Linked DNA regions of Homo sapiens: regions 1, 3 and 4 are each linked to region 2. The links are chromatin loops, found by intact Hi-C in ENCODE. Cell type or tissue: OCI-LY7. All regions are shown on one strand.

Region 1 (8,000 bases), 110 kb after region 2:
TTATACCCTTACAGCTCCTCCTTGCACATGGGGTGAACTATCTAAGGCAACCACTTCACCTGTACGGGTTCATAGCTCTTCTCACCAAATAAAGGAGCACTCCTGTAATTATCCCCTCTTTTCTGCACCTTTAATCATTCCCACACTTGAGGATCACTTCCTTTAGCATACACACACACTGATATAGCTCCTACCTTCAAAGCAAAAGCCTCCCTCTCCCTGTGTCTGCTTCAGAAAGTTAAAACCTCTACTTCTTATCTGTCTCAATAAACAGCAGCTCCATTTTTCCAGTTGCCTTCACCAAAAACCTGGAGTTATCTTTAATGCCTCCCTTTCCCTCATACTCCACATTTATCAGCAAATTCTGACAGCTCCAACTCAAATATAAACCAAATCTGGCTATGCCCACTACCGCCATCACCACCACCTCAGTACAAGGACCTCCCATAGCCAGTGAAATCCAAAGTTATTGTCAGGTTTTACAAGGTTCTTCATTATCTGACACCAGGTTTCCTCTCCAGCCATATCTCCAACCACACTCTGCTGCTCTTGTTCATGCACTCCAGCCTCACGCCTGTTCCTGGAAAACACCAAGCAAACTTCTGCTTCCATGCCCTTCACATTAACTGCCCTCTGAAGGAGATGTCCTTCCACAAACACACACAGATACCCTTCCCCTCATCCACTTCATTCAGATTCTGCCTCAATTGTATCTCCTTGGAAAGGCCTTCATCACTTTTATTTATTTATTCATTTATTTATTTTTGGTAGGATCTCACGCCGTCACCCAGGCTGGAGTGCAATAGCACAATCTTAGCTCACAGCACCCTCCAACTCCTGGGCTCAAGTGATCCTTCCACTTCAACCTCCAGAGTAGCTGGGATTATAGGAATGTGCTACCATACCTGGCTAATTTTTTTTTTTTTTAATGTTTCGTAGAGATGAGGTCTTGCTGTGTTGCCCAGCCTGGTCTCAAACTCCTGAGCTGAGAAGATCCTTTTGCCTCAGCCTCCCAAAGTGCTGATATTACAGGCATGAGCCACCCTGCCTGGCCCCCTCTTTCTTTTCTCCTTCTTTCTTATTACCAAGTATTACTAATGTCCCTGCATATTTTTAATTCAATGTGCTATAATTAAGTACCATCATCTTTTATTTCAAATTATCATGAGCTGGTCTCAAACTCCTGGGTTCAGGCAATCCTCCCGCCTCAGCCTCCCAAAGTGCTGGAACGACAGGCATGAGCCGCCACACCTGGCCTCCATCATTCTTTATCACATGTACTTAACTAAGTTATATATGTTACATACTTATTTGTTTATTAATATTTTTAGCTTTTTTTAATACAAATTATTTTGTATTCACTTTCTCACTTATGTATTTATTTGTTGACTTGCCTGTCTTTGCCCCACTAAAATGGAAGCTCCATGAGAGGCAGGGGAAGTTTCTGCCTTGCTCAATGCTCTATCGTTTGTGTCCAGAATACACAAGTGCTTGGCACTTCATAAATATCCCAACATATTTGTAAAGTAAACAATGTAAAGGTTTTCCTTTCATCCTGAAATCATTCCGTCTGCCCTCATCCACAGGTGTGGATTAAGATGCAGCAGGCTTTGTGCTAGCTCCTGGGCTTGTAAGAGTAAATAAAATACACATGGTTCCTGTTCTTTTGAAATTTAAGACTAGTAAAAGACATAGACGAAGAAATAAGCAATGAAAGTCTAATTTTGTGCTATAATAGGGGAAGGGTGGTATGACTTAGGAACACACAAACGTGGCATCTCTCTGAAGACGGAAGAATTGTTCCTGCAAGAATTGGCAGATAAGTTGAGATCTGAAGGAAGAGTAAAGGTTGAGGGAATGGTATTGGTAGGGGTGATGATAGAGATTATTTTTCTATTTGTACTTAGAGAGTACAAAAATTCAAACAAACTGGTTTTGAAGGTACTCAAATTTTACCCAAAAACTAATCCATAAATCATTGATCTGACGAAGAAAAGTATATGTAATTTTACTTGAAACCTTCATTTTATACTTCAATAAAAGATACTCTGATGTTTTGGGGGTTTTTGAAGGTCAACTTACAAATTAGCTTTTATTTTTACTTTGAATAGGATAATGTTGTATGCTACTAAATCCATTTAATTCAATAGGAAGTTACTAAACACGTAGCATGTGGATAAAGGTAGTCAGGATGCCATCTCCCCAGGAATGTATAATTTTGTAGAGATGGTAAGGCCTATTTGCAGATAATTAAAATACAAAACAATAAATGAATAGATGTACTTTAGGAGTGGTTCAAAATGCTGTGAAAGTGAAGAAGCCCAAGATAAGAGATTATTGATTGCCTCCATTGAGTTTACCACATATGCAAATAGAGAAAAATCTCATTACTAAAGGCTTCAGGAAGTTAAAAGAATTTTTTAAATCCCTAGAAGTCACTGGAGACTCAAGGCAAAATATATTCTTCAGAGGAGAGGTCAGGAATGTAAAAAAGAGAATTAAGAAAAAGATGATACAAGTAGCTTTTTCTCTTTCTACTGAGACCAAAGTTGGAATTTCAATAATGAGTTAAAAAAGCAAAAGTGTTATCTTGTTTATATTTTAAGCTAAAGTGAAAAGTAGTTCATTAATCTTCACCTATAACTATCAAAGATAAAGTGTTAGGTTATATGGACATTCTCATGTAAGAACCCCAGTGCTGGCTCTGTTGTTTATATACAATTTTCCAACAAAATGTACACAAAATAATCCAAAAGCATAAGTGAACAACTTTTATGATATATTTTTTACTGTTGACTATAATGTTTTAAGAACTCAATTCCCCTATTATCTTTCCTTATCCCACAGTAATGTATAAATTAGAAACCTAACCATACTTAGTAAAATGAGACTTTCAGTGTATGGAATATAATTCCTCAGATTTTTAGCAGGACAGTTTTCTTCATTTCCAAGAAGAGTTATATGAAAATTGTAATATCAGATTTTGGGTTGATTCCTTATAACATAGTGCCATCTAGAGATTAAAGCTGATGTTGCTACAAGCTACATTAAACACAACCAGCTTCTAAAGTATAACATTATATTTTATAGCTAATGAGTATAGCAGAGTAGGTTAAGTTTTCATTAAAGTATATCTACATGGAGTATATTTTAAATAAATTAATGACTACTTACACAAATGGATTTGCATTGGCATCTGATATTTGCATTGTGTGGCTTCTCATGTGAGCAGGTGGTATGCCTGTGCTGATACATCTAGCAGTTTAACTGAGGAAAGTTATATCGAAGTACAAGAATATTAATTCGATCAATTTTTGTAAAAATGCGTAATTGAACTTCTACAAAGAAGAAAGATAGTTTTCATTATAAATATGAAATATTCATTAACCACCCACTATGGGTAAATAATGCATTGTAGCTACTAGGTGTATTTGTTTCCTGAGGTTGTCATAACAAATTACTGAAAACCTGGTGGCTTAAAATAGCAGAAATTTACTCTCTCACAGTTCTGAAGGCAAGAAGTTCAAAAGCAAAGTTTTGGCAGACTGCAGTCTCTCTGGAGGCTCTGGGGGAGAATCCTCCTTCCTTGTTTCTTGCAGCTTCTGGTGGCTTCTGGCAATCTTTGTCTTCCTTGGCTTGTAGCCACATCATTTCCATCTCCGTCTCTCTTTTCTCCTCACCTCTGTGTTGGGCTGTGGCTGCATGGCTGCAGTCTCTGCTTCTATCTTCACATTTCCTCCTCTCTCTGTGTGTGTCTCTCCTGTCTATGCATCTCCTCTTTGTATGTCTTACAAGGATCATTTATTGTCCTTCTATTTATTGTCTATCATTCAATTTGGTGCCTGTCTAAATAATCCAGGATGATATCTTCATTTTTAAGACCCTTAACTTAATTACATCTACAAAGACCCTTTCTCAAAATATGGTAACATTCACATGTTCCAGGGATTTAATGTGGACATATCTTTTGTGGAGGAGGGCCACCATTCAACCCACTACACCATGTTTTTTGAGACAGGGTCTCACTTTGTCACCCAGGCTGGATGGAGTGCAGTGGTAGAAACATGCCTCACTGCAGCCTTGACCTCCCAGGCTCAATCAATCCCCCGACCTCAGCCTCCTGAGTAGCTGGGACTACATGCCACCATGCCTAGCTAATGTTTTCAGTTTTTGTAGAGATGGGGTCTCCTTATGTTGCCCAGGCAGGTCTCGGACTCTAGGGCTCAACCAATCTTCCTGCTTTGGTCTCCCAAAGTGCTGGGATTACAGGCGTGAACCACTGCACCCAGCCTACACTATGTTTTTAAAAAGAAAGAAAAATCTATAGAAAAATAAATGGTTTCTACTTCAATAAGTTTACAGCATAATTGGAAATAAGGCTTATATATAGATAACAACTACCTAGATCAGGGTTTCTTAACTGGCACTATTGATTGACACTTGGGGCCCGATAATTCTTTGTTGTGGGGTGCTGTCCCCATGTTTTTGAACGTTTTGCAGTATCCTTGGCCTCTATTCATTACATGCCAATAGCACACCCCTTCTCAGTTCTGACTATTAAAAATGTCTCCAGAAATTGCTAAACATCTCCTGGGGAGCAAAGTCCACCTCAGTTAAGAACAAGTGATCTAGATTATCATAAGTAAATGTAATAAGATAAAAGTTCAGAGGAGGAAGCAATCAAAATGGACTGGGATAGTTAAAGAAGGTTTCATGGAAAAAAATGAGAAATGAACTAGTTACTAAATGAAAAAATAGCACTTGAAATTGGGGAGGGGGTAATGGAAAGCATTACCAGCCTCTAAGATCCTCTTGCTGAGAAGCATTGTGAGCTTGTCAAGACCAATAATCATACGCCTTAACTTTATGCATCAAGTTCCCAGCACCAGCCCCTGGCACAGAGTAACTCTTAAAAATGTCTTCTGAGTGAGCCAATCAATGATGTTACTGTATTAACCCGTTTTCACACTGCTATACAGAAATACCCAAGACTGGGTAATTTATAAAGAAAAGTGGTTTAATTGACTCACAGTTCCACATTTCTGGGGAGGTCTTAGGAAACTTACAGTCATGGCAGAAGGGGAAGCAGGCACATGTTACATGGCAGCAGGTGAGAAAGAAGAGAGAGCAAAAAGAGGGAAGAGCCCCACACTTATCAAGCAACCAGATCTCCTGAGACTTGCTCACTATCACTAGAACAGCTTGGGAGAAATTGTCCCCCAAATCCAACCACCTCCCTCCCTTGACCTGTGGGAATTACAATTCAAGATGCGATTTGGGTGGGGATACAGAGCCAAACCGTATGTTAGATTAGTAGATTGGAGTCTGAGTGTGGAAAATCTTAAAGAAAATCGAAAGGAATCTGAAAGCTATTCTATTAATTATGAGGAAATCTGGATGGATTTTGAGTAGAAAGATGAACTGAATAAAGCAAGCAGTGGCGTACAGAAAATATTGGAGAGGCCAGAAACAAGATCAAGAAAGATCAGCTGAGACATTATTAAAATCGTCTTGCTGTGAAGCAATGAGTTCTAGTACCAAGATGATAACAGTGGGAATTAAAATGAGGTATCAATGACAAGGAAAAATAACTATGAGTTTCTCATTACTGGTTTTGGAGAAGATGAGAAAAAGGCATAAAGGAAACCTCTTAAGTCAGAATGACAACAAGGATAGTTTGTTAGTTTGAGAAAATAAGGAAGTCCAGAGAGAAAGAAAAATCTTGAGCATGAGGTGAGGGTACACATACACGTCACTGAGATGCAGGACAGATTATTTTTAGGTTAATTTTAGGGTCATCTTTCAACAAAAGTGATAGTAGGTGAGAAAGGAACTAAAATGTAAGATAATTTGTTATCAAATTTAGGAATTACTGGCTAGATATTATTCCCATGAAAATTCATAAGACCCTTTGGATCACTAAAAGAGGTCATTTTGCAAAGATTTCTGAAGCCATTAGTTTGAATTCAAAGTCATTGATTTTATTTCTATTCAACAACTTTCATCTTAGACGCAAAGGGGTGGGGGGCAGTTCCAGATTACTGCATTATTTATACTCTGACAAGCCAGACACTCTTTCTTCTCGGTGCAATGATTTTCACGACAAAATGAACTCCAAATCACCAGTTATTTTAACATGGCAAACAAGTTTGAGAAAAAAGTTTATTGTAAAAACAAAACGAAACAAAGAAACGAGAGAGACTCTAATTTTCAAAATTGATTAAACTAGATTTTTCTCATTGTTGCCATAGTTTATGCAAACTGATTATTAATGACTTGAAAAAATAACTGTAAAATTATTTTAGTTAATTTTTCCTTCTTTCTCTTCATTTTCTATTTGGAAATATTTAAGTTGTTGCCCTTCAGAAGCATTTTAATATTGTAAGTTACAAGTTACCATATATTTTTTGAGATTGCAACGTTGTATACTTAATTAAGAATACAATTTCATTTCAAAAACTAATCACTAAGCTAGGAATGAGTAAATGAAGAACAGAGGCAACTCAATCTCCAATATGTCTTAAAGGAAATGGGAATATTTTTTACTGTAAAGATGATTACCTAATTATCTTACTAACTGTGTAGGAGCGGAGTTTTTTGTTTGTTTATTTTGTTGGTTTTTTGTTTGTTTGGTTTTTGAGATGGAGTCTTTCTCTGTCACCCAGGCTGGAGTGCAATGGCATAGTCATGTCTCACTGCAACCTTGCTCTCCCAGGTTCAAGAGATTCTTCCACCTCAGCCTCCCAAGTAGCTGGGACTACAGGTACGTGCCACCACGCCCCGCTGATTTTTGTATTTTAGTAGAGATGGGGGTTTCACCATGTTGGCCAGGCTGGTCTTAAAGTCCTGATCTCAAGTGATCTGCCTGCCTTGGCCTCCCAAAGTGCTAGGATTACAAATGTGAGCCACTGAGCCGTTTTTAAATCATAACTTGGAGACCCTTTTATAACAGTTTGATAGGTAAAGGCAATCCTCTATCTAGCCTACACATTAATTTTACATAAATTAGTGAGGAGAATGCCTGCACCTTTAAGACTTTTGGATGACTAATTTGATGAATAATGTTTCCTAAATTTGTGAAGTACACAGCCTGCACAAATTGTATGCAGTGGCCATAGGCACATCGCTGAAATTCACACAGAGGTAATTGTGATGGTTAATGTTATGTACTGATTCGACTGGGCTACAGGGTGCCCAGATATTTGATTAAAAACCCCCATGTTTCAGGGATAAGGTTAACATTTGAATCAGTAGACTGGGTAAGACAGATTGTCCTCTCCAGTGTGGATGGGCTCCTCCAATCCACCAAAGGCCTGGATGGAAGAAAAGGCTGAGCAGGAAAGAACTCACTCTCCCTGCCTGACAGTCTTCGAGCTGGGACATCAGAGATCACTTGACTTTGGACTCAGACTGGAACTTTCACTGTCAACTCTCCTAGTTCTTAGGCCTTTGGATTGCAGATCTTGGGATAAATCAGCCTCCACAACTGCATGAACAAGTACCTAATAATAAATAAATTAATAACGCATTGATTCTGTTTCTCTGAAGAACCCTGATTAACATGCTAATATATTAGATCATGCTTTTAAAAAAACACATTTTAGAAAATGTGGCATTGAGTCCATGCATTTATAAACCATAATATAATGGGGATTTTCTATGTAATCAAATATTATTAATATCTAGATGAGAAGGGAAATTCTAAAGAAATTAGTAAAGTTTATGTGGAAAGGTTTGTATCAATTAAGAAACACAAAAATTGGATTCTGATTATTAGTCTTTCTAATTGTCAAAGTACAGTATGATATAGAAGCATGAACTTTCAATCTTATTATCTTCAAAAATTGAGAGCATTATATTGAAGAAGTTTAAAAAATCTTGTCTAGTATAGACTTAAAATCTCAGACACATAATGCAGACACAGGTGTATCTAAAAACAACGTGTATCACTGTGTATTTAAATTTTAATTTTCTTTTAAATTTTTCATTAGTTATTAAAA
Region 2 (8,000 bases):
TGAGAAAATCCTAGAAATTTGGGGAAAACCATGGAAAAACTGTGTCTCTGAGCATGAAAATAATGGTAGTATGTCTTTTGATAGGAAAGAACTAGTTGGAGGGGTTGGAGGGGTAGGAGGGTCAGGGGAGCCCAGAACCTGGGCTGTCTCCTGCCTGCCCCTACAGTTGTGAAGACTGTGCCCCATGCAATGGAACCCAGCCGAGGGCTGCATGGGTGTGCCACTTGTCCATTTCTGCAGACCTTCAGAAGACTGCACTGGCCTGTGTATTAGTCTGTTTTCATGCTGCTGATAAAGACATACCCGAGACTGGGAAGAAAAAGAGGTTTAATTGACTCATAGTTCCACGTGGCTGGGAAGGCCTCACAATCATTGGCGGAAGGCAAGGAGGAGCAAGTCACATCTCACATGGATGGGAGCAGGCAAAGAGAGAAATTGTGCAGGGAAACTCCGCCTTATAAAATCATCAGATCTCATGAGACTTCTTCACTATCATGAGAATAGCAGAGAAAGACCTGCCCCCATGATTCAATTACCTCCCACTGGGTCTCTCCCACAATATGTGGGAATTCAAGATGAGATTTGGGTGGGGACCCAGCCAAACCTTATCAGCCTGGAAGGGGGCATCATTTTGGTATCATCCGTCCCCAGATGGAGAAAAGGTAGCTTTTTCGGCATTTATCTTCCTGGAAGAGGCTCCCTCTTCTTATTCATCTTCCTGGGGGGGGAAGGGGTTGGGCATCTTTATTCTAATTTGCACAGACATCATAGAGCTGCTTCCCTGAACTATTTCCTTCCTACCAAAAGACATCCCATCCTTATTTAGTGCCACACACTGTGAATTATGTGCTTAATTTCTTGTCAAATGGGGTTCAATTCTATTCTCCTTTCCCAACTTTCTATCCCATTAGCAGAAGGTAAGAGGATGGATCGTTTAGGTGAGGAGAGGAGAGGATGAGAAAGCCCTAGTTCCAGCTCTCAGAGATTCTTGGCCTTTCTTTAGTATTCTCTTTACCTTCTGTCACAGGCAGGATAATGGTCCCCCGGAGATGTTCATGTTCTAATCCCCTGAACTTGTCAATATGTTGTGTTACATGACAAAGGAGAATTAAGGTTGAAAATGGAATTAATGTTGTCAACTGACTGACCTTAAAATAGGGAGAATATCTTAGAATATCCAGATGGACCAGCTGTAATCACAAGGCCCCTTAAAATGGAAGAAGTCTTGAACTGCCAGCCTCAAGCAATCCTCCCAGCTCAGCCTTCCAAAGTGCTGGGATTACAGGTGTGAGGCACTGCACCTGGACTAAGATAAATTACTATAAAGTAATATCTGTAAAAAAAAAAAAACAAAAAGTCAATATATATATAAACTAAGAATTTTCCAATTTTCTTTCTCAGAGAGAAAACTGGCAATTATTATTTCAAATGTATTTTATTAGCCTATATTTATGTGTTAATTTGAAAAAATAACAGCTTGAGTTCAAGCTGGTATCAGTTTTTTTAAAATTCCTACTAATAAGGCAATAATTTAACCAGATATCATAAGCATATATAAAAACAAAATATTTTGCCATTAGAGGCCTGCACACACCCTCAGTGATATGCTCAACAACTTCTTGAATATTTTCTTCAACACCTAAAATTAATTACTACACAATTATAATTTGTTTCCATGTTATACCTTGCCTCATATAAGTTCAAAAAACTATCAAACAATAATGCATATGATTAATAGCACTAACAACAACTAAAATAACCATAACAATATTTCAGTAAGTTCAATACATTTTGAGACATTACTAATTGTGTCAATAACATATTACTGTGATAATTCCTAATATGTGTCTAGAAAGCCTTGTTAATTCATTTGGCTTAGAGTTAATAAAATGAACGCTATTTCTTTGGGGCGGGGGAAGCAGGAGAGGGAAGCAGGAGAGGAGGTCAGATGGTGTGATATGAGAAGGACTCCACACTCCTGGCTGGGGGAAGGGGCCGTAAGCCAAAGACTGCAAGCAGCCTCTAGAGGCTAGGAAAGTAAGGAAGTGGATTTTCTCCTAGAACAGTGATCCCCAGCCTTTTTGGCACCAGGGACCAGTTTTGTGGAAAACAATTTTTCCACGGACTGTGGAGGGTGGATGGTTTCAAGACGGTTCAAGCGCATTACATTTATTGTGCACTTTATTTCCATTATTATTATGTCGTAATATATAATGAAATGATTATACAACTCACCATAAAGTATAATCAGTCGGAGCCCTGAGTTTGTTTTCCTGCAACTAGATGGTCCCATCTGGGGGTGATGGAAGACAGTGGCAGATCATGAGACATTAGATTCTCATAAGGAGTGTGCAACCTAGATACACAGTTCACAATAGGGTTTGGGCTCTTATGAGAATCTAATGCTGCTCTGATGTGACAGGAGGTGGAGCTCAGGCGGTAATGCCAGTGGAGCGATGGGGGAGCAGCCTTCAGTACAGATGAAGCTTCTCACCTGCCCGCCACTTACCTGCTGCTGTGCAGTACAGTCCGTGGCCCTGGGGCTTGAGGACCCCTGTCCTAGAACCTCCAGAAGTAACACAGCCTTGACCAGACCTTGATTTTAGCCCAGTTAGACCCACATCAAACTCCTGGCCTGTAGAATTCTAAGATAATAAATTTGTGTTGCTTTAAGCCACTAAATGTGTGGTAATTCAGAATAGCAGCAATAGGAAACCAATATGACCTCTCGAGACCCAGAGACCCCTCTGTTTTGCCTCTTTCTGTTTCCAGGATGCTGCTCTTTCCTGGCTACATCTCCTACTTTTCCTTCACAGTCTCTTTTTCTGGCTTCTCTTTATCTCTAAAAATTGGTTCTTCTCCAGATTATGCAGTTACTTCCCTTTTCTCACTCTACGGGAATCACAAATTTGCTGGACACGGCCCAGATTCAGATTTCGGATATGTTTTCCTTGGCCTACACGGTGTTTTTTCACAAGCCAAAGTGAAATGCATTTAGGCGAAGCATGCGTCCTCTAGACTTCCATAACTCACACTACTCCATACTGTATTTTACCTGGCCTTCTTCCCTCATTTACATTATTTGCTTTGTCCCTAAATGTTTTGAGTTGAGGATTCTTCTTCTACAACATACATATGTAATGAGATGTTAAGATGTTACTTTGAATAGGATTCATGGGTCACATAAGTTTAGGAAATGCCGTTAGACAAAGGTGGGTTGTTATATGTCAAGAATTAGGAGCCTCGATTATGCTAATTATCATATATCTGCATAGATAGAGTACATACATGCACACAGTATGCATCTGTATATAGCATTCAGCATATCCCAAACTTATATCCCTATGGGACTTTAACTAGTGTGGCATCTTTAGGTTGGATGCTCCAAGTGTGCACATTGAGATATGTTGTTCAATACTCTCTTTTCATCTGTTTCCATTAACCAGCACTTACAAAGTATCAACTACATGGTACACACTGTTGTAAGTACTTTCATACATATAAGATGACTTACAAAACTGATATGATTGATAGCAGGCACTGTTTTTATTCTTATTTTACAGGTGAAGAAACAGCTGAGGCCTAGATAAGTTATGTGCCCAATGCCACACAGCTAGAAAGCTACAAAGCTGAAGTTTGAACCCAACTCATCTTGGTCCAGAGTCTGTGCACAGAAGTCCTCATACATCCAGCACTCAGCCTGCTCTTGAGCAAAAGGTACATGTCCAACTTAAGAAAGCGTTTACTACTAGAGATCGCTGAAAAAATCATAAGTCATTTCAATCAGGTTGAATGCACTGCCCCAGAGATGTTCAAGAAGAGGTTCAAGGACTTCTTAGGACGGAGTTTTATGAGAGGCACCAACATTGAAGACATCAAATCCAATTGTAAAGTCCTTCCAAATGGAAGATTGTAAAAGCATCTAAAGGTCTATTCTGGATGGGAAGATAACATGGGCAAAGGTAATGACTATCTGGGAGGAGCAGACCAGTATGGCTGTAATGAGAAATTCATGGAGAAGAGTGGTTTCCAGTAATGCTGCAAAAATCGGCTAGAATCAGATTGCGAGAGACCCTGAATGTCAGCAAAATCGGGTTTTGGTCTTAATCCTCTTAATCCTTTAACTGATGGGAAGACTTAAAGAGTTCCTCCTCTGGAAAGTGATAAAGTTTTGCCTTTTTTTTTTTTTTCTAGTTTGGAGTTTTTTGTTTTGTTTTGTTTTTGATACAAAGGGTATGAAGTAAATTAATCAGATGACATTCTTGATCTACTGCGAATGACTCAGTCAAGCCTCTTTTGCATCTTCTCTTCCTCCCACTGTCCACAAGGTGGCACCAGAACTCAAAATCAGAACTCCCTGGAAGGTTGTCTAACTGTTCCAAGCCTTTCCTGTAGGATGACTCCTATAAAGATACTTTTGAGGTGAACATGTCAAAATATATTTTTATTAACAATTTTTAATCGGCCTCTTCATTCACTCTGGTGTATTTTTCCAGGAGTTAACAATTTTCGTCTTAACTGACTGCAACGTTCTGAAGAACTTCTGGGGACTGTGCCAGTTTAGAGACTATTGTAGACCAAAATCATAAACAACACATCCTACAGAAAATGCTAATGATCAACTGGACGTTGATACAGTGGAATTTGTTCGACCCTCGATGACTTCCAGAAGGGGGGAGCTGTTCTAGTTCACAAGATGGAGAGGTTTGTCAGGTGGCCGGTTAAATAAGCTTCTTGACACTTAACTCTAGGTAGGATGTGGAAGAAGATGAAAGTCTGAGCCAACTTACTACCTAATTCTTCAGGAAAGAAATGTGAGAGTACAGCACTGTGTCCCCTCTTACCTTTCCAAGTGGCTTTTCATGCTGTCAACTACTTTACACTGCAGAGGGCTCTCTCCTTTACATATTTCTTAAGCAATTTTTTTTTCTTAATGTCACAGTTCTGCTTTTCTTTTGTCTTTTTTTTTTTTTTTTTAAATAATGAGAGGGAAGCAGGCTTTCAATTTGTTGGAAAGTTTCTGTTCTCACCAACCTCTATAAAAAGCAATCATTCTTGGTCACTTGTAAATATGCCTAGTACGCGTATCAGGCTTCCTATTTTAAACATCTAAGACTAGTTTGTATGATTCGAAATTTCAAAAGGCAAAATGGCCTAGCACCCAAATCACAGGTAAGTGGGCACATGGCATTTTCCCCTAAATCCTTCAAACTGAAATTTGAGGAGGAAACACAAAGTTAGTGAGCGTGTGACAAAGCAGGTATTGTTTATAAAGATAAAGAGGCTTCTGTCTAAATACCATGGTCTCAATTTCCCAGATTCTAGAGAAAAAGAAAAAAAAAGTAAGTATTCTATTTAATTTTATTTACTTGAAATTCTTATGTTTTAGTTTTTCCAAACCTGTCTCTTCTAAAATGGGCAGTAGAAAAGAGAGGCTAATATAGATGATAGACTGATGGACTTGGATAAATAATTAATGGCCTGGAGTAATTAGCTGGAAGATGTTTAATCATTAATTTGTCTGAGTCATCAGAAGCATTTGAGCTTACCCATAAAATATTCCACTAATCATGAGTGTGTATATTTTGTCAAGATGGAAATTAATATGAGATGAGAATTAGCACTTTGAAAAATTAAAATACAGGACAAGTCTGTTTGGTCTACTCTTTGTTTAAGATAAATGAAATTTTGCTTTCCTTTACTGTACCTAATGAGAAAAAAAAGGTACATAAATTCTATCTGTACACATAACCAAGAAGTCAAACTTTTTGGTTGGAGAGGCAAAGTAATTGGCAAGTTTGTCTTTCTTTAGGGACTTATTTAGGGGGTAGGAGAGCAAAAACAAAAACACTTCATTATTAAAGTATCTGGTGAACAATTAGGCCTCTTTCAGAGGATTTAAGGGGAAAGGGTCCTGTAACATAATGCAATTTATGGCTGTGTTCTTCAATGTGGTGTTTTCCAATACAATTTTATTACAGGCTCTAAATTATACTTTCACAGGAAAGGTCTGTCTTTAAACTTTTAGGTCACAATTGTTCAGATCTTTTCACACTGAATCAATCAGGTTTAAAGCTGGCAAAATCCTTGGCAGCCTTGTAAATCTTTCAAAAGATGTTATCCAATTACCCTTCATGGGCCACAGGATTCTACAGCATGACTATTTCCTTCTCTATGAGGAATTAAGTGCTCATGAGAGGTTAGAAACCAATGGAGTTGAAAAGCAAGGTTCTGCATTTTTCCTCCAGTTCACATGGTAGAGATATAGGCAGCTACTGAGATTTCCTGAGATCTGCCACAGACATTCTGGCCCTCCTGGCATCATTAAAATTTTAATTGCTTTAAATCAGAAAAAAAAAAAAAAAAAAGAAGACATTAACACCAGAATGGTTCTTGTTACAAAACCTTATTTTTGGAGCTGTATTAAGGATTTACCAGAAGAACATGTTCCAAATGGAAAGCATAAGAGATCACTATTACTCTTAGTTACTTTTGCAAGAAAAACATTTTTAGGTACAGTCAGTAAATACACAAGGGATTGAAAAAGAAAATAACAAAGAGGATAAATGTACTTCTTTAGTCTGTGTTGATCTAAAAAATGTGCTTATTTTCCATTTAAAAAACACATATTAATCTCTGTTAGTTCTTCCTCTTCTAGGTTTCCGATATAGAATACTAATAAAAGGCTAAGGAGACATTCAATTTATATAAAAGCCTATTTCATGCCACTTGGTTTCAAGGGAGAAAATAATCATGGGCAGAATCATTTGAAAATAATTTTTCAAGGAAAAATGTGAACATGTAGCTAGATTGCTTCACAGAAGTTAGGAAAGCACAGCTTTCCTTTGTCATGTAAAAAGCAGAGTGGAGGTTATGGGATTCCAGCTGCACCTTTGACCTCAAGGCTTCTTGAGTCACTCACTTGTCATGACCTTTGACCTTTGGCAAATCATGACCCTATCTGTTTCGCTTGATTTTTACTATCTACAACAAAAGGCCTTTTCCCCTCTGGAACACATAAGCAGAAGTCATATAAATGTTTGCAAATAGTTTGTCCGCCAACCATCAGGCAAAGAGAGAAGAAGTATAAAAAAAAATTACAAAGCATGGAGGAAAATGCTCTAACATATAAAGTTTCCTCCAGTGGCGTAGATTGATTTCAATGACTACAGTGTAAACACCTGGATTCATGTTCCCTCTTTTAAAAATCTTTACTTTCTTTGATTTAAAATATAATGTAGTAAGAGGTGAAAAGATTGGTGTTTTAATAAATTATACTTCTTGTACTTTGCACTCTAGTCACTAAAAATTGCAGACATCATCTCACAGCTGTGTGTTATCAATACCTCCTTTTACTCACTTTCTAGATTGTTTCCATTTCCAAAGAAATGCAATTCCTTTTTACAAGATTGTGAGTGAAAGGTAAATATGTGCAAACTTTGGGAATAAAATGTAGTGTTGGAGCTAACTCAAGTACAGAAGAGGAAACCAGGCTTGCAAAAGCGTACATAGAAGCTCTCCGGGTAGAATATTCAACCACTTAACACATATAATTCTAAGTCCCAAACCTTATTTAGTCTTTACGATAATAGCAATTATTCCGAATCTATTTAATACACACTGCTGATTGGTAACACATGCTTCGAGTTTTCACAAGTTTTCCTTTCGAATACTGAAGTTTGTTTGCTTGCTTGTTTTAAGCAAGTAATAAGGAGAAAAAAGCTTGAAGATATACATTAATTAAAGTGTCTAGAAGGTTCGGCACAACAAAGAATGATGTATACATTTTCACCAAGATGAGAATGAATGAAATCTCTTGGATCATAATACTTTAGGATTTGTCTATTTATGGGATGTTTTGTGGTTATTTTTACTGCCCAGCCAGCATGGAGATTCTTATTTTTTTCTTTTTGCACCAAGACAGAAGTATTTTAATATTTGCTTTGGGAATAGTTTTATTTTTAGCTATTTCCACCTACTTTTTGCATTCATTCACAATC
Region 3 (8,000 bases), 270 kb after region 2:
ATTTGGGCTTGTGGTGGGCTATTATTATAAGGAAGGTTTAATGAAGTGGGGCAATTCAGGAATTGGCTATTTTGGTAACTTTTATCTAGGTGTTAGAAAGATTAAGGTGGGGTAGTTGTCATAAATAAAGAAGCAGTAGTAGCTAGTGCTGGTTAAAAGAGGGGAATGTTTAGTTATTTTTGTGGTTGCAGAGTGCCTTTGTCCTCATCCTTTTATACCACAGGTCCCAAGTGGTCTTGCCTCATCATTGTTTTCTAATTCTGTGCATGTTATTTATCTTGAATTGTGAGCATCAAGGCCCAGTTCCACTTCCAGGACAGTTTGTCACCTTTTCCCTTGGGAAGTCCAGTCTGTGCTTTGATGTCTAAGAGAATCACGTGTTTCATTTTTCTCTAGGCCTTTAGTGCATCTTAATGGTGGAGAAGTGAGTTTGATTTTCTACTTTAGGGTCATAGAATCCAATGGCTCATCAGGTGCTGAACTATACTGATCACACATATTCCCTCATGGGGTTAATTATAACTATTGCTGTCAACTATAAATCTAGTGCATCAACTACAAATATTATATATGTCCCCATTCTCTCTCCATCCCATAATTTAAGTTCCATTTTGCCGAGTGTCCAACATCCTATAGTTGTAAAATTGGCTTAGGAGGGGTACAACTTGAGGAATTTAAGAATAATATTTTCCACTTATCACCCCCCAATCCCTATTATTTTTCCTTGTTTCCAGCCTGTTAAGGCTTTCCGGAAGATGGGTATTTTTGGTGTGTACATGTATGTGTGTGTGTATAATCCACTTTCACATTGTCCTTATATTTGATAAGAACACTTTCTAAATCTACCACATTTCTTTTATAGTTACCTGGTAAGACCAAGAACAACATTCTAGCTAGGTGCCTCAACTAAACAGACATAATTTATAGATGAATGGTCTCTTGGTATAACTGTTCAACCGACAAACAACAGATCTGATTTGTTAAAATGGAGTCATGAGAGACTTGAAACATATGTCTGTTGAAATATATTCTCTGTGAATGTGGTATCTGATCTACTTGGTTAAGTAACAATAGCAATTAATTTTAATAGATAATAGCCATTTTCCATATCTACCTTTCTTTTATAAAGTCCTGACCTTCAACTAGAAGAAAAGGCAGCACTGATTGTGCTCTCAATTCTTGAACTTTTCAGTTTTAGTAAATCTTCCATTTCACTAATGAGATTGCCCAAATTATCCTAAAATGATTATTCATTCCTCTGTGAATCACCACAAACAGCACAGCCCTTGATTAGTTGCATCAGGGCCACATATGGCTACTATGTAAGTTGAATGTGCAGTGTACCTTTATAGAAAGAAAAGAAGATGTTATACTTCCACGTTTTTATGGAAGAATGTATGTTTTCTTAAAAATTTATAAAACTGAAAAGTACAAATAAAGTAAAATAATTTTACCATCCAGAAATAACCACCGAAATGCCTTTGCATTGTCTTTTTAGCATGCTCATCAGCCCCCTGCTAAGCATGACTATTTTTTGAAAGAATATAGAATAATTTCCTTTTTGAAAAACATGGCTTTTCCAATTATGAATGTATCTTTATTTCCCATTTCCCATGCTGTTAAATATCTTTCTAAGCCTGATTTTTTAAAGTGGCTGTACAGTATTGGATTAAATCTCTGTAGCATAAATTAAATTCACCTTTGTCGTTAGAACTGTAGGTTTCCAGTATTCTCTACCATAAAGTCACATACATGGCTGAGGACATCAAAGGCACATGTGCCAAACTCCTACACAACTCATGGCTTTGTACATGATTTACATTACTATACGTTAGGGTTTTTCAGCCTGAGTGCCATTGACATTGGGGGATTGGCAATTCTTTGTTGTGGGGTGCTGTCCTGTGTATTGTAGAATGTTCAGAAGCATCTCTCACCTCCATCCACTAGATACCAATAGCATTACCACTCTCCACCAAGTCGTGATGACCAAAAATGACTCCTGACTTTGCCAACTGTCCCATGGGAGACAAACTTGTCCTCGTTGAAAACCACAGGTGTGAACTCTTCAACCTGTGGGTCCTTCACACACACAGACTGTGTGGTTGGCTTGTTTGCATATCTTAGCTTAAATGTCAGCTCTTCACAGAGGCCTTTCTCAAGTTCACGAAACTAGGTTACACCACTTATTATGGTGGAATCCTTTTTGTTTCCTGTGTGGCACTTTTCACGGCGCCACGTTCCTTTTCTTTGTTTTAACTCTGGGTCTTTTGCCACTAGGTTGTGTACGTGATGGAGACAGAGAACATACCTGCTAGGGCCATTTTCCTGGGCATGTGATCTGTGCAGTCAAGCAGGATCCTACACTCCAATGAACCGTGTGGTTGGTTTAATGTTCTCTTGTCAACCTATTGAAATTTTTTGTTGTTCAGACAGGGTCTCACTCTGTCACCCAGGCTGGAGTGCAGTGGTATAATTACAGCTCACTGCAGCTTTGACCTCCCTAGGTTCAGGTAGTTCTCCCACCTCAGCCTTCTGAGTAGCTGGGCCCGTAGGTGCATGCCACCATGCCCAGCTAATTTTTGTATTTTTTGTAGAGATGGGGTTTTGCCACCTTGCGCAGGCTGGTCTTGAACTCCTGGGCTCAAGCAGTCTGCATACCTTGGTGTCCCAAAATTCTGGGATTATAGGTGTGAGCCACCATGCCTGGCCCTAATTGAAATTTGAACAAAAGGCCCTGCATTTTCTTTTTGCATTGGTCTCTGCAAATTATGTAGCCAGTCCTAACGTGTACCTTATTGACTGTGGAGTATCTGGTGCATAGAACAGGGCTTGGCAGAGAATAAGAGTTTAAATGATTGTTGAATAATTTAATAAAGCTTTAAGTAGTATTCTGATATGTCTTTTGAACTCTGATTCTTAAGTTAAACTCTAGACATAGGCCTGTGGATACTGAGTATCTCAGATTCTGCTTCTGTGTACAATGATATTTTTTGTCTTGTGATGTTATATAAATGGGTTAAAGATGGACCCCCATGTTTTTCTTACTTCTTCACAGCAGGCTAGGACCATTAGCCCAAAGCCAAATGGTACCCAACTCCGATTTTTATACATCCAGTTGCTTTAAATATAGCTCAAATAAATATATTTTTAGCCATTTAAAGCCTACCTGCTTTGCATACCTGATAAAATTTAACTGAACATCTGCTAACCATAGATAAAGTAAACTCTGGGACACTAAAAGACCCCAAGCCATTGATACCCTTCAAAGTTCTCTGACCCAGACACTTCCCAATTTCTAGTAAGTGGTATCACCTAGACGTGCAAGCCCCCTCTCCAATTTCCCCTTCTCCTGGGAGTTCGCTTGTCATCTTCTCCTTCTGGGTGGTAGCCAGGCACCATTGTCTCTGGAAGGTCTCCTGTTGTGAGGGACTTCGCCTCTTGGCAACCTGTCAAAGCACCACCCAAATAAAGCTCCTTTTGTACTACCGCCCTCTTGTGGTCCTGTATTTTCTTTGATTAGCCTTGACATCCTGAAACTCACCACGTATGGGTCAATACTTATTTCTAATGGAAGGTAGGGACTCAAAGTAGCAATACTGATTTTAAATATATTTCTTTCTTTTTACTAGACTATAGGCTATTTGAGAGCAGGATCTGTGATTGATTTCCCTTTTGGTTCTGTGATTAGGCCAACATTTATAAATAAATAGTGATTTGTAGAATTGAATCTTATTTTTGTAGATACCTAATAGGTTATTTATTGTGTTTAATTATTTTTTATGCTTAATGTTAGTAGAATGAGAAATATAGAGAGTGAAGTTCCTTAAAATGTATGTGGGCTCATTTGTGTTGAATGAATTGTTTTTGTGGGGTTAATTTTTGCTTACATAACTGCCACAAATTTTATAAAGTGACCAAACCTTTTAAATTTAAAGGACTTTTTATCTGCTATCTAACATTTTTGAAATGGAGTAAATGAGTTGCCAGACAAAGGTTTAGAAAGGAGTATTCTCAGATGTCCTGTAAGGAAAAGAAAATTATTTAACATCTAAAGGATTAATTTGCACAGCTGTTATCGTCATGTAGTGGGGTGACTGATCTGCCTTACAGCATTGATCTGTTGTTGAGAGAATGGAGAAAAATAAAGATGAGCAGTTATAATTTGCATTTGGCTCTGGAATGGTTGGCTTGTGTATTACTTGATTTTTTTTCTGCAAAATAGTATTTTTCTAGGAGGAAATTAACAGTAAGGAACTAGAAAATAATTCAGCTTTTCTGTGTTTCACCCTTGTTAATCCCATGTCGGGAGTAAAGTATACATCACTCGTCTGTGGAACTATTCCTGAGCTGATCATTGTTTGTTAAAGGACACTGACTTGGAGTTCAGTCTCTATTGTGGATCAACCAGAGGGACCACAGTTTTCAGAATAAGGAAACAAATAATTGCTATTAAATCACAAAACATGATATACTGTAGCAGGTATAATCTGTCTCTGAAATATTTCCAACAATTCCAATTTTAGAAATATTTATCTAATCTTTTTAAAAAATTTATTTTAAATCGACAGATAAAATTGGGTGTATTTACCACATACAACATGATGGTTTGAAGCACAGTACAGATGCATTGTGGAATGGTTAAATCTAGCTAATTAAACTATGCATTACCTCACCTAGTTACCAATTTTGTTGTGGTGAGGACATTTAACATTCACTCTCTTAGCATTTTTCAAGAATACAATATATCATATTAACTGTAGTCACCATGCTATGTAATAGGTCACTTGAATTTATTCTTTTCATCTATCTGTAAATATGTGTCCCTTGATCAACATCTTTCCAACTCTTCCTCCTCCCCAACAGCCCCAGCTCCTGATAATCACCATTCTCCTCTCTCTTTCTATGAGATCAACCTTTTTAGATTCTACATGAATGAGATCATGTGGTATTTGTCTTTTTGTGCCTGGTTTATTTCACTTAATATAATGTCCTCCAGGTTCATCCATGTTGTTGCAAATGACAGCATTTCCTTATTTTTTATGGCTGAATAGTACTCTATCATATCCACATTTTCTTTGTCCATTCATCTGCTGATGGATACCTAGGTTTATCTAGTCTTTAAGACCTCTTTTCAATGGTAGCATAGAAAATTATAATTTTCGTGTATGAATTGTGGCTGGTTATTTGTTTAGGATATTTTACAAGAGCTGCTAGGAAATTTTACTTAAGTAGAAAGACTATTTAAGTCAATGCTAATGAAACAAACCTGCATAATTAGATATGGTCCAGCTATTAACTTAAATATGTTTCAAATGTTGTTGTATTTAAAAGCTAGTAAATATTGTTTCATAACTTAAATTGTTTATTACTCTTATTAGGATAATGGGTTTAAATTACTAGTTTTTCTCTCCTCTGTGCTATAATAACCAAATCTATTTCAGTTCTTATAATTCCTTATAGGCAGCATAATTAAATAATCTTCGCAGCTATTTTGTTAGTCTTTTGCTTTTCCTTGTTTTACAGTTTCAAGAGAATCTAGTTCATGATTTCTTCAATATTTGCCTTGGGAGAAGATAAAATCTGAGAAGAGAATTGGTTAAAAAGCACACCAAGAGTGTGTCTTCATTGATTAAATGAGCATAAAAATTATTTCTGGATGTCCTTGTTCATTACATATATATTCTTTAAATGGAAGATTGTCAATATCAAATTACTTGTGCAGATTTATTTGCTCTTTGAATAACTCTCTTATTCGGTAAGGTTATACCGAGCTACATTTGGTTCATTTTCTTTTGATCATTGAGATGTCTGTGTTTAATGAGCTAAAACTGAAGTAGGTCAATAAAATGAAGAGATTAACAGCCTGTTCTCACCAGGCTTGGAATTCATTTTACTCTAGGGGGAAAAAAGTCATTTTTAAAAAAGGTATTTGATCAACTTAAAAGGTAAAGGGAATAAGAAAAACATGGCAAAACTAAAAAAGCTGAGAAATCAATGAGTTCTTCAGGGTACTATTTGTTAGGTGAAGCTATGTGGATCTGTGTTTGTATTGTTAAGAGTTTGCATTACAAGAGCAGAACCAAATTTTACTTCTTCCTTTGATAAGTTCAGAAGCACACAAAAAACTTCAGGTTTTAAAATATTTCCTATTCAATTCATCTTTGGAAATATCTTACATAAGGAAAACTAGTAGTTATGACAAACCATGAAAATGTCATGGAAAATAAATGGGAAAAGCAGACTTGTCACCTTATTTGTTGCGTATTATGATCACATATTTTCTTTTCTTTTCTTTTCTTTTTTTTTGTCAAGGGACGAGGAAGATGCCTGTGTTATTTGTTTTTTCTCCCGACTTTCATATTAGATTCAGGGGGAACATGTGCAGGTTTGTTACTTGGGTTTATTGTGTTATCCTGAGATTTAGGATATGAATGATCCCATCACCTGGTTACTTAGCATAATTCCCAACAGATGGTTGGTCAACCCTTGTCCACCTCCCTCCCTCCCCTCTCTAGAAGTTCCCAGTGTCTGTGTTTCCCATCTTTATGTGCATGAGAGCACAGTGTTTAGCTCCCACTTATAAGTGAGAACATGTGGTATTTGGTTTTCCATTCCTGTGTTAATTTGCTTAGGATAATGGCCTGTGGTCACATATTTTAGTGAATAATGTGAATAACGATGAATTTGTAGTTTTGAAATAGGTTAGTCTTCACTCCATCACTTACTACCTATGTGACCTTTAGCAAATGACCCAACCTCTCAGAAAGTATTTCTCTTTATTCACAGGCTTGTCCCTTTTCCCTTTCAGTGGTTTTTGAGAAGCATGTGGTATTGGGAAGGCGGTTTGTAAACAGTAATAGTCTCTACAAATGTGACATAATTGATTCTATTACAAAATGTTCTTAGATACATTTAAATAATTATTTGTGCTTGGTCAGGGAGCAGACAGAGAAATCATAGTAGAATCGTTTCCATTCTTTTTTTTTTTTTTTTTTTTTTTTGAGACCAAGTCTCTCTCTGTCGCCCAGGCTGGAGTGCAGTGGCACGATCTTGGCTCACTGCAAGCTCCGCCTGCCAGGTTCGTGCCATTCTCCTGCCTCAGCCTCCTGAGTCGCTGGGACCACAGGCACCCGCCACCACACCTGGCTAATTTTTTTGTATTTTTAGTAGAGACGGGGTTTCACTGTGTTAGCCAGGATGGTCTCGATCTCCTGACCTCGTGATCCGCCCGCCTTGGCCTCCCAAAGAGCTGGGATTACAGGCGTGAGCCACTACGCCCGGCCTTCCTTCATCTTAATGGAATATCAAAGTTTCAAATATTTGCCTCCCCTCACTCCCTCTCAAGGTATTAATCCTGTACTCTTAGGAACATAGTCCATGTTTTCATTATTTAATATACTAAATATTTTATTATTTGTAGTTCATTCATATGGTAAAATCAAATTTGTTTATTCATAGACAAGGTTTAAGAACTAAAGACTGGGCTTTTTCACATCTCAGCACTTTGGGAGGCTGAGGTGGGCAGATCACGAGGTCAAGAGATCGAGACCATCCTGGCCAACATGGTGAAACCCCGTCTCTACCAAAAATACAAAAATTAGCTGGGCGTAGTGGCACGTGCCTGTGATCCCAGCTACTCGGGAAGCCGAGGCAGGAGAATCGCTTGAACCTGGGAGGTGGAGGTTGCAGTGACCCAAGATTGTGCCACTGCACTCCAGCCTGGCGTCAGAGCGAGACTCTGTCTCAAAAAGACAAACAAACAAACAAAAAAACACTGGACTTTTGCAAAATAATGCTATTTGAATTAATTCAATTAAGGTAAAGAGGAAGCTACTTTCCCTGGAAATATAAGATGGTTTTAAGGCTGAATTAATGTGAGTAGGGATAGATTCTCTAATGTCTGATTGGCTTCATCAAGTGAGTAGGAGTTACTTCTCTACTTTATTGTGTTCTTGCGTGTTGTAGTGCTGAGGGTCTTGGCAAGTCCCCTATATTGGAGA
Region 4 (8,000 bases), 590 kb after region 2:
CCACTGATAAATGAAATGGTCAAATTTTGATTTTACATGTCTAGAGATATTACTTAGCCTCCCACTTTCCCCTAATCTTTGTTGTTGTTGTTGTTGTTGTTGTTGTTGAGATGGAGTCTCTCTCTGTAGCCCAGGCTGGAGTGCAGTGGCGCGATCTCGGCTCGCTGCAAGCTCCGCTTCCCCGGTTCATGCCATTCTCCCGTCTCAGCCTCTGGAGTAGCTGGGACTACAGGCGTCTGCCACCACGCGTGGCTAATTTTTTGTATTTTTAGTAGAGATGGGGTTTCACCATGTTAGCTAGGATGGTCTCAATCTCCTGACCTCGTGATCCACCCGCTTTGGCCTCCCAAAGTGCTGGGATTACAGGCGTGAGCCACTGAGCCTGGCCACTTTCCCCTAATCTTAAACTTGCTTCCCAGTGGCTTTTTTTTCCCTTCTCTGTGGTTTCTCACAACCTCAGTATTGATATTGTAGTAGCTGGCTTTCTTCTCTTGATGAAGAAGAGTTTTGTAGTTTGTGGTGCTACCTAACTCATGAGGGTTTAAAATATCACAAAGCTCAATGGTCATGTGAGGAAAATTATTATATTTTCTTGGACACCATATTTAAAAATGTGATTGAATCAAGCTTTCCCGAGTATAACCAAATTAATAGCACAGTTTGGAATTCTACCCCCATCTGCATACTCTTGCCCTCAGGGTAGAATTCCTCTCTTTTCTTTCCACTAATTATTCAGGGTTTATCTAAAGATTTCCCTGAAGACCCTGGTTCCCAGTGATTTTCTCTGGCTCCTATACCACTCATGGCTTATAGCATTTCTTTGGCACATACTTTGTACCCCATTGAGATGGTGTTTCTATTGTACTGAAGTTAACTTTATATAATTATCAATACATTTCATACTTAGAAATTCTACCTCCCTAACTAGAGTATAAACTCTTTGAAGATAAGAAATTAGAGGGCAAAATGTATTTTATTTCCAGTTTTTATTGCCATTATTGATAATACTTCACACAGTTAAAGAGAAAAAAAAAACCTACATTTATTTATTTATTTACTTATTTATTTACCAAATCCTCACATCACAGCTGCATGTGAATCAAGTATGTCTATTTTGCAAATGTCAAAGGATGGACAGAGCTTGCAAGTGAATTGATTAAGGTCAATAGCACGTGTTCTAGAATCTGCAGTTGCCCGTTTGCTCTGGTGAGTCAGCATCCTGCTGACTGCTGCCAAAGTCTTGGCCTGCCTCCACAGATGTGCAAGCTGCCATGACCCTCCAGCCGCCCCTAGGTCCTTGAATATGTGTGCTCTGACTGCTAGGATCAAGTCTATGAAGCCTTACTTTCCTGTTTATACCAGTGACCATCAGGAGCTGAAGACTTTTGCATTATCCAAGATCATTATTCCAACCTGTGTGTCTGATTTCTTCTGCCTTCTCAAATCCAACACCAATACCTGCACTATCTCTGAAATCTGCAAGTCAGATATCTCACATTATGGTCATTATTTCCTACCATTCCAGCTAACTTACTCCATTATTTTTACTTTTATTCAGTTATTGACATGATATTCACAAAATAGATCTATGGTTTAGGAAACTGTTTGCAATGCAATTTTAATTGAAAAAGAAGAATATAAAATTGTCATGTAAAAATTCATTGGAAAAAGACAGCTAATATAAAAAGGGGTGATGGACTTATGGGTGTTTTTGCCAATTTTAGAATAAAATATATTCTACTCCTTTATTTCTAATTCCAAAATCACTTTATCTTATGGAAATGTTCAATGTACTTACTCTTCTCCCTCATTTTTTTTTTCTCTTATTTCTCTCTTTACTAAATCTCCATTTAGATGATCTAGTACCTTCAAAGCAGGTGAATACAATTCTAATCAGCCTTGGATAAAGCTATAAAGAAAGGCATGTCAAATTCAGGTTATATGTTTAAACTGCATGTCTCCCTGACACTTCCACACTATGGAAAATGTTGTCTCACTTGTTTTGCAATAGAAGTATTTTGGATCAAATTATATGAAACGAGGTCTCTACATTAAAAATATAATCATGTGGTAATGGCTACTGTCCCCCCAAAAAACAAAACAAAACAGAATCTCACTAGATTCCATCCCTTCTCTAGGCTTTGTCCCATAAATCTGCCTTCCTTCTCCAAAATTCCGTGAATGATTTGTGTATTTCTTATTTATCTTTATCTCTTGCACCCCCACTGATCACTGTGCTTTCTTACCTGACTCTGTGCTGAAACTACACTTTCCACGAATCACTGATAGTGTTCTTCTGATTAGAGCCAATGATGAATTTTAGTCTTCATTTTACTTGCATTTTCAGTAGCTTTTGAAACATTTAATCATTTAATCTTTAAAAACAACAATAAATGCTTTCTGCATTTGTAGTTTGAGATAACTCACTCTTCTGAGATTGCCTTACTTCTCCTTGAGCTTCATCTCAGAATCATTTTCAACTTCCTTTGGTCTCCACATCTAAATGTTGGAATGCCCAAGAATCAGTCTTCAGCACTGTCTTTCCCCTATGCTCATCCAACTGCCTGCTGTTGAAAACCACATTTTTGTACCTTGCCTGATCTCTCCCTTGAGCTTTCAGTTCAGGTAACTAACAGCATATTGGACAGCTCCTCTTGGATGAGTGATTGTCATAGGAAGCCAAATATGTCCAAGAGAGACTTAATTTCTTCCCAAATCTCTTCCTTTAGTCTTCTCTATCTCATTTAATGATACCTTCATGTGCCCAGTCGCTTCAGACAAAAGATACCAGAGATTCATGAATCTGTCTTTCTTTCACTTGCTATGTTTAATCCACCCCTCAAGTTCTGCTGTCTCCTCCTTCAATAAATAGATCCAGATAGATAGACAGATAGATCCAGATAGATAGATCTTCCAACTGGATCTCAGTCCTCATAGACCACCCTTAGCAAAGGCAACATCATCTCTCCCCTGAAACACACTCAAAACTTCATAGCTGGATTCACTATTTTTATCTTGTCCATTTTCTTTCTTCCTTCCTTCCCTTTCTTTCTTTCTTTCTTTCTTTCTTTCTTTCTTTCTTTCTTTCTTTCTTTCTTTCTTTCTTTCTTTCTTTCTTTTTTTGGGTGGGGGGACTGAGTTTCACTCTTGTTGCCCAGGCTGGAATGCAATGGTGCAATCTCAGCTCACTGCAGCTTCCACCTTCCAGGGTCAAGCAATTCTCCTGTCTCAGCCCCTTGAGTAGCTGGACTTACAGGTGCCTGCCACCATGCCTGGCTAATTTTTGTGTTTTTAGTAGAGATAGGGTTTCACCGTGTTGGCCAGGCTGGTGTCGAACTCCTGACCTCATGCGATCTGCCTGCCTCAGCCTCCCAAAGTGTTGTGATTACAGGCGTGAGCCACCGTGCCCAGCCTCTTGTCCATTTTCTTATGCCCTGTGCATACATCTCTCCAAATGACAGCCAGTGTGATATTTTTTTTGAAACATAAAAGAGATCATGTTACTGCCATGCTCAAAATTCTCCAGTTACTTCAGAGCCCACTTAGAACACAAATTTAGCCCTTGGCAGAGCATGTGGGAAACTACCCGATGATCTGGCCAGTCTGCCTCTTGCCTCATCCCCCTAGGCTCCCCAGTACTATGTGGCATTTTTCAGTTTCAGTGGCCTTTCTTTCTCTTCTATTTTAGAGTTGTTCTCTCTGCATATAAAGTTTTTCCCTGTGATCTTCCCATGGCTGTTTGTTAACATTATTCAGAACATAACCTAAATACTACTTTCCAAACAAGTAGAAAATAGTATTTAAACCAATTGACCACCTGGCTGGAGCACCCCACCCCCACTCTACCCCATTCCACTACCAATGATGCATTCTTAACTAAATAACATTCATCAAGACTTAAAGTTGTCTATTTAATGTCATAATTTTAGTTTTCTCACTGGAATATAAGCTCCTAGAGAGAAGGTTCCTTGCTCTATTCCCATCTACTACAATAATGTCCTACCAATAATGAGGGCTCAGTGTATTGATTGACATTGTCATCTGCAGCTAAACAAGAACAAAAATTGATTTGGCTTTCAGTCTTTGAACTTCTTAAACAAAGGCATCTTTAAAACTGGAAATCAGGAAGGAAAGAAAAAGAGAGAAAGAGAAAAAGGGGAAATAATTGAAATCCTTGGTCAATTCTCAGTATCTCTATTCCTGACTTTGAGAGAGCTCAGTCTGGACAAATTAGTCTACAATTATGGGTTGGTTTTCCATTTCTTATTTAACGACATTGGCCCTGCAGCCTCAGCCTGGTGGTTTTCCATAAAAGACTAGATTTTTCTGAAGATTTCTCATATCTAAGCACTTGTCACTTGGGCTTACAAGTTGGATTTTCCTTTAAGAGCCTGAACTAAATGCTTTAAATGGACCCATACAGTAAGTTTAATTAATAATTATGAATAGGAATGAAATGCAGAAGCGCCCTCTGGTGGTTTAATATATAGGAATGCAAAAATAGCAACGTGGAATCAAGATTCTTTTCACAGTGGGGCCAATAGGAGATTATTAAAACGTGCTTCTGCTTCTCCCTGTCTTTCCCTTCCTCTGCCTCTTCCTCCTTATTCTTTTCCTTAATTCAAAATATAATATGAGTTAGAATGGGAAAATTTATGACAATATCTAGCAGAAATCCATGTGGAGAAGCAACTTGTGGAAAACTGAAAGGATCCATGCCTCCAAGTAAACACTTTAAACAGAAGACCTTCTTTACTCTTTGCTAACCATAGCATAAACATACCTCTAATTCTTGCCAAGCAGAGATAGTATGTGTTTCCTCTCTTACTTAACCTTAACATTACTTTATTTGGTTTTCCCCAAGAACTGGGCACCTTGTACAAATTTGGAATTTTCCTTATGGGTAGCTTGTTTAAAGGCAGTGCTTTATGGAGTCTTAATAATTTATAACTTCCTATAAATATTCCTTGTTGCAATACTAGAATGTACTAGTGTTTTAAAAGTGGTATTATGGTTATAACTTTTATATGTTTTCCGTACCTGGCTTATGGAATTATTTGTACCTTGAATGTAGCATATCTACTATTTGGATGGCAGTTGTTTCATAGTTTTAGGGCATAATATTTTGTAATCACTTATTTTTATTTATTTTTTTTTCATTTCTATTGATACAAACGTAGCAACATAGTAAAAGCTCTTCTCCTCCTCCTTTTTTGTGGGGTGGGGACAGTATATTATACGAGTTCTCTTTCTCCTGCATCTGAAAGATTTTCCTTCTGCCATTTACATTTTATATACATTTTATGATTTCATCTATTTGCATGGGTTTAACTATTGGCTCTATGCATGCAATTCTATTCATTAACTTGGTTTTGATCTCCAATCTATTATTTAGAGCTGTCTTTTAGAAATTACCTCACAATTAAAGCTCAAAATGAGAATTAATCTCTCCCTCCAAAAAAAAAACAGGTACACCATAAACTAAATTTGTTCTACCTTCTAACTTCCATATATCAGTGTCTGGCTCTTTAATCATCCCGATTACTAGGTTTAAAACCACCAAGAGCTTTAACTTCTTCATTCTTACCTTATATAGGGAGTCAACCCCTAGTCAAATACCATTCACTGCACTCATAAAGGAACTTTCCCTTTTCCTCTCTGATTTCACTGGTTCTGAGTTTATTCCAATATTCTCTTACCTCACCTATTGGAATAGTCCCTTTGTTGATTGCAATGACTATAGCAGATCTTTCTAAAACAGGGCTTTGATAATTCTGTTCCCTTGCCCATTAGTTATTAATATAGTACAATAGTCTGAAAAATAAAATCCAAATCTAATGTATCTGGGACATTACCTCTGCCCCCATAGTGACCTGGCCCAACTTACTACCTTCCTAAATTTGTTCTCATTGAAATAAAACTAAAATCGTGGACTTTCTCTCTGTGTTGAAGAATTAGCTTCTCCAACACTGAGAAGAACAGATTTGTGGGAACAGATTTTACCCCTAAAATCAGCCAGCAATTTTAGAAACTAGTTCTCAGAATCATAAGGGAACTGAACATGAGAAAATAAACTCAAATTTGTTGTTATAACAGAAAAAATTACCAATAGCATAGTTCCTCTGGACAGTTTAAAATTAGCTTTTAATATAATGATATGAGTTATTTAATATAATGGAGCACAGCACATGTGTCCACAAACTACTTTGTTTCTTATTTTATTTATGTATCATTATTATTATCAAGGATACATGCAGACTCATGCCTTATGTAATCTATTAACCGCCTCTCTGTTAACACCAAGCATCCCAGATGTGGCCTGAAGCAAAGCAATCAGTTACCCTGACATCCAAGGGACTGTGAAGTGAGCCTGTGCCTCCTCCTCTAACCCAGTGTGCTTAATAATCACTCGAACTACCTCCTTTTTTTTTTCAATTTGTAATTTCCTTTTCAATTTGTAATATTCTAAACATTTTTGCTTTTCAACTTGTATTATTATTAATAAACATTAAGGAAGTACCATTGCAAAAGAAATGGAGACTATGGGGTAGGCACGGTGTCTCATGCCTGTAATTCCAGCATTTTGGGAGGCTGAGGTGGGAGGATCACTTGAGGCCAGGGGTTTGAGACCAGCCCTGGCAACATAGTGAGATCCCATCTCTACAAAAAAATAAAAGGATAAAAAATAAGCCAGGCATGGTGGCATGCGCCTATAGTCCAGCTACTCTGTAAGGCCAAGGTGGGAGGATTGCTTGAGCCAGGGAGGTCAAGGCTGCAGTGAGTCATGATCATGGCACTGCACTCCAGCCTGGGCGACAGAGTGAGATCCTGTCTGGAAAAAAAAAGAAAGAAAACAAAAACAAAAAGAAAGAGGAGCTCCGCTTTTTGAGTCTAATGAAAATAAACAATTGAAGTTATTCTTTACAAAGTTTTTTTGTAAAATGCTTTGAAAATCTGAACATTTGAATAAGACTGAGTGCACAGTTGGGGGAGGCTCTAAAGATAAGTTTGTGCTTTTGCACGTAGTGCCAAGATTACAGTGAGAATGGGGAAAGTCAGCTAAGTGACAAGCAGTTGTTGAAACAAATACTTGATCAGAATGGTGGAAGTGATATGGGCTAGGAGCAACTAAGAGAGTCATTTCAAGGTGAGATGGGAACTTGAAAATCAGTGGGAAGCCTGGGAAGGAACTGAAAACCGGAGTAGATAAGCATTAGGGAGGAAAACAATTTTTTCCAAGACATTTCAGACTGATTGCAGGGGAAAATGGTAGAGACCAGGGAGGAGAATTAAGAAGGAAATTGCAGTATAAGTCAGAGACGAAAAATTGTCAACGTAAGTGTGAAGGTTTTTTCAATGGCAAGAAGGTACTAGTATTGAAAGGTGCCACCCAAATTGGCTCACCTCTAGGGAGCTGAGGTGACAGGGTAGTGTCCTGATAACAGATGGTTTTCCTTTTCTTTTCAATAAAGTATGAAGTTAATCTCCCTCATAGCAAGTCAACAAATATAAGGGCTTTGAAATTTACTTGCATTTATTAGAATCAGCTATATATGCTTTTATCTTTGGATACAATCAAAGATATCTTATAAGTCTATGGCTAGAGCATTTTCTTTTGTATTTGAAAAAATAATTGCAAAGATGATAATGGGGATAAAGGTGTTGCAAGGCTGGTATTTTTCAGCTCTCAGTCTGCCTTCCTAGGAAACATGTTCAATAAATAGCAGTTACAATCTGAGGTCTGACGAGGGAGGGACAGGATGAGATAAGATTTCTCTGAACTCATAACTTCAAAGTCGTTTTATTTTCTTGAGTTTCAAAGATGAGAAAACTAAGATACATAGAAGTTCCATAACTTGCCTCAAACCCTATGACAAGGCACACTGGATCGTGATTGCAGATTCTGTTTCCCTTCCTCTTTGCTTCTTTATTTCAAACTGTTCTGTGGTGTGGCCAAATAATCTTACTCTATCCACTTAAAACCACTGTCAACTTAGATC

What was found. A loop is a pair of places that touch in the nucleus more often than their neighbours do. Peaks named below come from ENCODE experiments on the same cell type or tissue, not always from the same donor. Only the 100,000 strongest peaks of a DNase experiment are listed, where the experiment ranks them.
Region 1: it touches region 2 in a loop (4-fold over the local background); 28 of 110 quality-filtered maps call a loop at or near these places.
Region 3: it touches region 2 in a loop (7-fold over the local background); 17 of 110 quality-filtered maps call a loop at or near these places.
Region 4: it touches region 2 in a loop (2.5-fold over the local background); 16 of 110 quality-filtered maps call a loop at or near these places.

The regions. Positions count from the first base shown.
Region 1 is chr13:91,244,969-91,252,968 of GRCh38, forward strand. It overlaps LOC105370313 (a long non-coding RNA gene), which reads left to right. Exons shown (of 3, transcript XR_931641.2): 3 at 6,666-6,702. It overlaps LOC105370314 (a long non-coding RNA gene), which reads left to right and starts at 6,725. Exons shown (of 3, transcript XR_931642.3): 1 at 6,725-6,763. In OCI-LY7, no CTCF peak of the experiment used is centred here; a DNase peak (open chromatin) is centred at 3,023.
Region 2 is chr13:91,130,075-91,138,074 of GRCh38, forward strand. LINC00379 (long intergenic non-protein coding RNA 379) reads right to left here. Exons shown (of 4, transcript NR_047004.1): 3 at 1,149-1,333. LOC105370312 (a long non-coding RNA gene) reads left to right here. Exons shown (of 3, transcript XR_931639.3): 2 at 3,564-4,422; 3 at 4,497-4,649. Among named protein-coding and RNA genes, the nearest start is that of LINC00380, 43 kb to the left of the region's middle. In OCI-LY7, no CTCF peak of the experiment used is centred here; a DNase peak (open chromatin) is centred at 4,337.
Region 3 is chr13:91,403,363-91,411,362 of GRCh38, forward strand. All of the region lies in intron 1 of GPC5 (glypican 5), which reads left to right. Among named protein-coding and RNA genes, the nearest start is that of GPC5, 8.7 kb to the left of the region's middle. In OCI-LY7, no CTCF peak of the experiment used is centred here; a DNase peak (open chromatin) is centred at 3,479.
Region 4 is chr13:91,718,022-91,726,021 of GRCh38, forward strand. All of the region lies in intron 3 of GPC5 (glypican 5), which reads left to right. Among named protein-coding and RNA genes, the nearest start is that of GPC5, 320 kb to the left of the region's middle. In OCI-LY7, no CTCF peak of the experiment used is centred here; a DNase peak (open chromatin) is centred at 4,470.